2 separate regions of the Mus musculus genome follow, and region 1 is linked to region 2. A link is a loop called in an ENCODE intact Hi-C map of the cell type or tissue named here. Cell type or tissue: left cerebral cortex. All regions are shown on one strand. Links, peaks and the distances in the headings refer to the core of each region. The heading gives the core; the rest is flanking DNA. Region 1 overlaps Spats2l (spermatogenesis associated, serine-rich 2-like). Region 2 overlaps Spats2l (spermatogenesis associated, serine-rich 2-like).

Region 1 (2,923 bases), core at 222-2,721, 69 kb before region 2:
GTTTGCCTTTACTTCCACATCAAAATTCTCACTTACCTCTTGTGAAGAAGGAGGCATTGGCCCAGATTTTACATTCCTAATGGAGGTGCTTTCCTCGACAAAGAGCCTGGCTTACCCTAAAACTTTTGCCAAAGGCAAAGAAGATAACATAGACGCATAGAGACTTTATATCACAGGTCACCGCTCCATGACCTTGACTGTCTTCTCTTGTGAACTATGAAAAACTCCTCATCACTCCTAGGCAGAGGTCTACTGTGTGCAGCCATTCCTCGAATCACCCGAGGACTCAGTACCTAGCACCTGTTATGCCAGGGCTCAAGCAATCACTTGTACTGTATCAAGAATGGAGGTTCTGAAAGTGGACACATGTCAGAAAAATATGTATATTTTCCAAACAAGTCAAATGTTTCCAAATATTTTCCTAAACAGTATCTTACATTGATTTGGTGTGTGGGGGCATTCAGTTTTAACATTTAAGAGCACCAAAATTTGTTGTTTCTAAGTATGTATACATATTTAAAAAAAGCCAAATTCTATATTGTTCGTCTTTCTATCAACAGAAATGTTTTTCCTGAGAAAGCATTCCATCAAAGAAGCAGATGAGGCCAAATACTCCTCCAGTTTCAATTTTCTAGAGGTTAGAGCTATAATGTCATCCCTAGTCCATACTTCATAGCCAGCTCTTTCCATACATTATCAAGACAGAGTCTCACACTGGTTATAAGAATGGTTTATTTGGCAGTTTTAAGAACCGAGTCTTGAAAGGCTGAACACCTGTGGGAATCTGGCTGCCAGAGGTTTGCAGGTGTTCTGACTAATGCTTTGAGAGACCAGCACTAGCAATAACTTGCAGTTTTTCAGGTCTGTGATGGAAAGATTCTGCACCCTGGGTCTCTAATCCTTGGTATTTGGAGGTTACTTAAGAGGGAAATGAAAGGGGAGGGATAGAGCATTCTCAGAGGTTAACCTTTGAACTCCGGGCCAGCCACAGTCAGTAGCAAAGGCACCTTGGTGGTTTTGCTCAAACCCTGAGCTTTCTTGCCTGTAGAAGCTGACAGAATGCCAATATAAGGCCGACTGGCATTCCTTGTTACTGAGGGGGGAAAAAAAGCTCAAAGGAATGTTCTTTTTTCCTTTCAAAGAAGTATCTACAAATTAACATTTTGGGGCATAAAAATAGTTTATGAAGCTTGCAAATTTTTCTGAAAATAAAAATTTGAAGAGCACTCTGGACATTTGTGGCTTAGTCAGAATAGTCACAAAAGGAGGAGATGTGTAGCCCTGTCCTGTAGGGCTAGCTCCGATTATCAGCTGCCGGTCTCCTTCCTTCCCTATGGTAGGACACAGCATATCCAGCTATCCGGAGACAGACTAGCGACTGACATTGTGTCTGTTTCATTCTGGGTCCTCCCAGCGCTGTGCCCACCATCTGGAATACAAGAATACTTCGTCACTATGTTCATCCGTGTGAAGGAATATATTCGGGTCAGCCCATCTGTGATCTGTGTGTTGGAGATCTGTTTATAGGGATAGATGATGCTGAACCACATTAACTCTGGAGTTAGGAGCCAACTTGGGTAAATTGAGATCATCCAATGTGTGGATCCCAATGATGAAGAAACAAGTAACCAAGTGGGTAACATGGTAGCCACAGCTAGTGGGCTGTAAAAGACCGGAAGGAGGTCCCGGCTGAGTAACACGTGTGCAAGGCGATCTTCTTTGCTTCATGCCTTCTCTCCCAGGGCCAGGCATCTTCAGGGTGTGCGCCACTGGTCACACAAAACCAGTGACCAAATGAGGGCCGTTCTGCATACATTTATCATTAAAGCCCACAGAAGGAGCACGTGAGGGTGCGTGCCCTGCTGACTGCGGGTCAGAGAGTTCTTTCTGTATCTCAGGGACAGAAGGTTCAATAAAGATTCAAGTATGGAGACTACTTCACCCTCCAAGTGTGCCAAACTGTGTCAGCCAGAAAACTGCTCCTTAGGGGATACGATTTCCTCCTTTCCCTAAATTAAAAAAATGAACTGTGGACTCTAAAACAATACATGTTATTATCATAGAGAGAGCAAAGAGTAAATAAAGACACTTGCTTAATGAAATAACAGTTCATTTTAACTTAATGGAAGTCATTTTTTTCTGTGCTTCGTTATGGAAATAGGCCACAGTCGGTTTTTCTGCCATTCTTCATAACCTTGTATTATGCTTCCTGTTTATGCTCCTAAGAGCTGTCTTTAAAGAGCCTTAAGGGACATCCTTTAATACTTTCCCTTTAACATAATTATTCATCTATATCACACCCCCTTAGAATGTTTGAGGATTCGGAGATATAGAAAGTTCTTAATGAGATGTGGTTAATGATCTGTGCAAGGTATCACCTGGCTTAGCTAACATAAATTATATTTAATTAGTCATTCTACAGAAGAACACACCTCAGAATAGATTGAGTGCCTAAAACACAGTTTGCTTTTTATGTTTAGTAGTCATAAATAAGATTCTCTTTACAATTTTTATTATGTATCTTTATGTGTATGGGCATTTTGCCTGCATGTGTGTCTGTGCACCACATGTGCGCGGTGCCTGCAGAGGCCAAAACGGTGTCAGATGCCCTGGGACTGGAGTTACAATTGGTTACCAGTGCTCTTAACCACCAAGCCATCTCAGCCCCACAAATAAGTTTCTATGGGTACTATTTTGGGATTTTAAGGGCTTGTTTGGGAGCTGGGGTGACAGGCAGTGGAGTAATTTGCCTTATAATCATGAAAAGTTGAATTTAATCCTGAAAACCCAAATAAAACAGCCAGGTGTGTGGTTCGTGCTTGACTTAGTGGACAGGCAAAGCCTGAGGCTCATTGGTCAATAAGCCCATTTGCTGAACTCCAGGCCAAATAGAGACTCTGTCTCAAAAAAGAGAAAAAAAGAA
Region 2 (2,923 bases), core at 160-2,659:
TGCCAGGTGTCTTCCTCAATCCCTCCTTACCTTATTTTTTAGACAGTCTCTGACTGAACTTGGAGCTCACTGATTGGCTACACTGCCTGACTTCCTGTCCCCACCTTCTTATGGTTTTTGAGCATGCCCTGCTGCCACCCAGCTTTCCTACTTGGAGGTGCTGGTGATCCAAAATTTGCTTCTCATGTGTGTGCAGCAAGCACTTCCCAGCTAAACCATTCCCGTCCTCCAAACACGTTGTTGCCTTACCGTGCTTTTAACTTACGATAGACTCATCGGTGCTTTAACACTGTTAGGAGTCATAGTGCACCTCAGTCTGTCTGTCTGTCTGTCTGTCTGTCTGTCTCACCTGTTTGTTTGCATGTCTCTTCCCCAGCTCTGCCCCTGCCTGCACCGTTCCTGTTCTGTCCAGACATCCAGTGTCGGGACTAGACTTTTAGCGAGTGATTAAATGAAACTAAGAGGGAAACACATGTTGGCTATATTCAATATGTGATGAAGAAAGAACTTAGGAAAGATGTTAGGCACACTGTCCCTGTATCTGTGGAGGAAGAAAGTTCTCTAAGCCACTAGTTAAAGGACAATCTTCCCAAAATAAGCCTTGGCCTGCACATAAGCTACATGTTCTTGCAGTTTCAAAGCCATACCTTCATGGCCTATTGAGAATACTCCCACTCTTTTCTGTTTCAGACTTATTGAGCAGCTAATATATGTCAGACTCTCTAGAAGGCACTTTACACGCATCAGTTCTTCCCATTTTTACAGGCTGTGGCAGATAATAGCCTCTTTTTATGAAAGAGTTTCAAAGATCTGAGCAGTTGACCAAGGTCGAATGCCAGAGCCAAGATTAGAGCATAGCTCTGTTCGCTCCAGTGCTCTCTCCATGACATCTCTCCATCTAGAAAGCATCCTCCTGTCTGTGGGCAGGCATCCTTGCTCTTCTGTACTGCCATCATACCTTGTTCATACAAAGAACACAGCACTGATTCTCATTATAGAGTTCCCAGCCCAGCTGCTACACTGTACCTCCTTGGGACAGAACTATAGCTGGCGCTTTCTTGTATCCTCAGTACCTATCACTCAGAGCAGACTCAGCTGATGTCTGTCCTAAGCTGACTCTGGGAAGAGAGAGAGGCATACTGTCCACTTTCTTCATAGTCCCCAAACTCTAAAAATAGCAGTGTTCCTGATTAAATAGCAGTAGAACTGTAAGAATTTTAAAAGTGCACAAGTATTCTTCCAGTCTCTGATGGAATGTAGAGAACATACACGTTTTCTCTGCCTGTATAACACTTGGACGCAGTCAGTCAATTGAGACCCGCTGTGTTACTGTGGATGATAGACACAAAAGTAGATGCCAGTGGCTGTGTGGTAGCAGCATGCTGGTGGAGTATTTGTTCGGCTCCAAGCAGCAGCTGGATGTGGCTACAGGATGAATCACTAAATAAGCGGTTATTAAATACCTACCACACACACAGTATCAGTCACTGCAGAGTAGCCATGGTAACCATGCAGAAATGGCATTGGAGGATTCCACCCTCAGACTGCTTAGAGTCTAGTCAACACAGCTCGCACACAAATCCATAGGATAGCGGAGGTGCTCAAATATTTAAAGACACCTACCTACTGAGGAAGGGCTTTGAAGTTGAGTCAGGAATGCTTCTGGTAAGAAGGGTTAAGAAGGACGCCATGCATGCCTGGCCATTCAGCTGGAATATAAGAGTGGGGACAGATATCTTAAGTCAAAGGAGGGCCCTGATGAAGGAGCGGGGTGAGGAGTCAAGCTGGGTACGGGGCACTTGTCTGTGCTAGGTAGAGGAACAGCGTCACTTGGAAAAGCAGGCTGCTGCCAGGGTGCCCTATGGCCTTGAATGTCAGAGTATACAAATTGCATTTCACTGCTAGTTCTTCGGTAAGGGAATAAGATGGTTGTGATTCTGTGGCCATCTCCCCATGTCCATGTGTTCTAAACCCAAGAGTTCAGGTCACCACAGATCAAGAATACTTTGGAAAAAAACTAAACATGTATAGAATTTTGTCTTGTCATTATTTCCTAAACAATGCAATATAACTATTTTCATGGTGTTTACATTTGGAAGAGGTATTTTAAAATATATATTTAAAGTACCTAGAGAATTTGCATAAGTACATGCGTACCCATTTTTGTAAGGAACTTGGGCTCCTATGTGTTTTGGTATCTTGGAATCCTGGAATACATCTCCCACAGGACCACAGGAGAATACATTTTTGAAAGGATGGCAGCATCAGAGTGAATTTCCAAGGGAGAGACTAGAGTGGAGAGACTGGCTATTTTGTGTCTGTTGATAATGCTAGGTCTTGGCTGATCACACAGCAGTGGAAGTCGATTGAAAAGTCTTCTCTGAAACTCCAGCATGGTTTTAGACCCACTGGTAAGCCAAAAAGAAAGCCTAAGGAGCCATCACAGACTGGCTTGATAATGCGCAGTGTGAACAAGGAAATCTGTTAACAGCCCTTCAACCAGCTATGAACCGAACAGCATCCCATTGCTTGGTTAATGCATGAGCCAATAGGGTGGAGCCTGGTGCAGAATATGTCAGAGCCTGCAGGGCCAGATAGGAAAACCCCCGAGAAAAGAGGGAATCCAGATGAAATTTACTCCGATGGTAACATCACAACAACCCCTTTCTAAATAGCAAATTGAATTTGCTAAACCAGACATAAATTAGTAGAAGAGAAACAGATGAGCACGGTATTGGAAGGCTAAAGCAGTTGCTAAATGAAGCGCTAACTAGCCATCTTGACTGTCACCCAGCAGGCAGAATGGCTGCCTGGTGGGCACGAATGGACCACTCTGTTAGTTTGGCAGGGGAGTCCCTTAGGATTGCTGTCAAGGGCAGCATCTTCCAGCTTCCTTCCAAAGCTGCGGAAGGGCCTGGGGCTG

Evidence for each region. A loop is a pair of places that touch in the nucleus more often than their neighbours do. Peaks named below come from ENCODE experiments on the same cell type or tissue, not always from the same donor. Only the 100,000 strongest peaks of a DNase experiment are listed, where the experiment ranks them.
Region 1: it touches region 2 in a loop (1.9-fold over the local background); 2 of 42 quality-filtered maps call a loop at or near these places.

Annotation. Positions count from the first base shown.
Region 1 is chr1:57,803,734-57,806,656 of GRCm38, forward strand. The region is part of intron 2 of Spats2l (spermatogenesis associated, serine-rich 2-like); the gene reads left to right. Among named protein-coding and RNA genes, the nearest start is that of Spats2l, 30 kb to the left of the region's middle. In left cerebral cortex, for the core only: no CTCF peak of the experiment used is centred there; a DNase peak (open chromatin) is centred at 1,511.
Region 2 is chr1:57,872,763-57,875,685 of GRCm38, forward strand. The region is part of intron 4 of Spats2l (spermatogenesis associated, serine-rich 2-like); the gene reads left to right. Among named protein-coding and RNA genes, the nearest start is that of Kctd18, 96 kb to the right of the region's middle. In left cerebral cortex, for the core only: no CTCF peak of the experiment used is centred there; DNase peaks (open chromatin) are centred at 1,477, 2,288 and 2,503.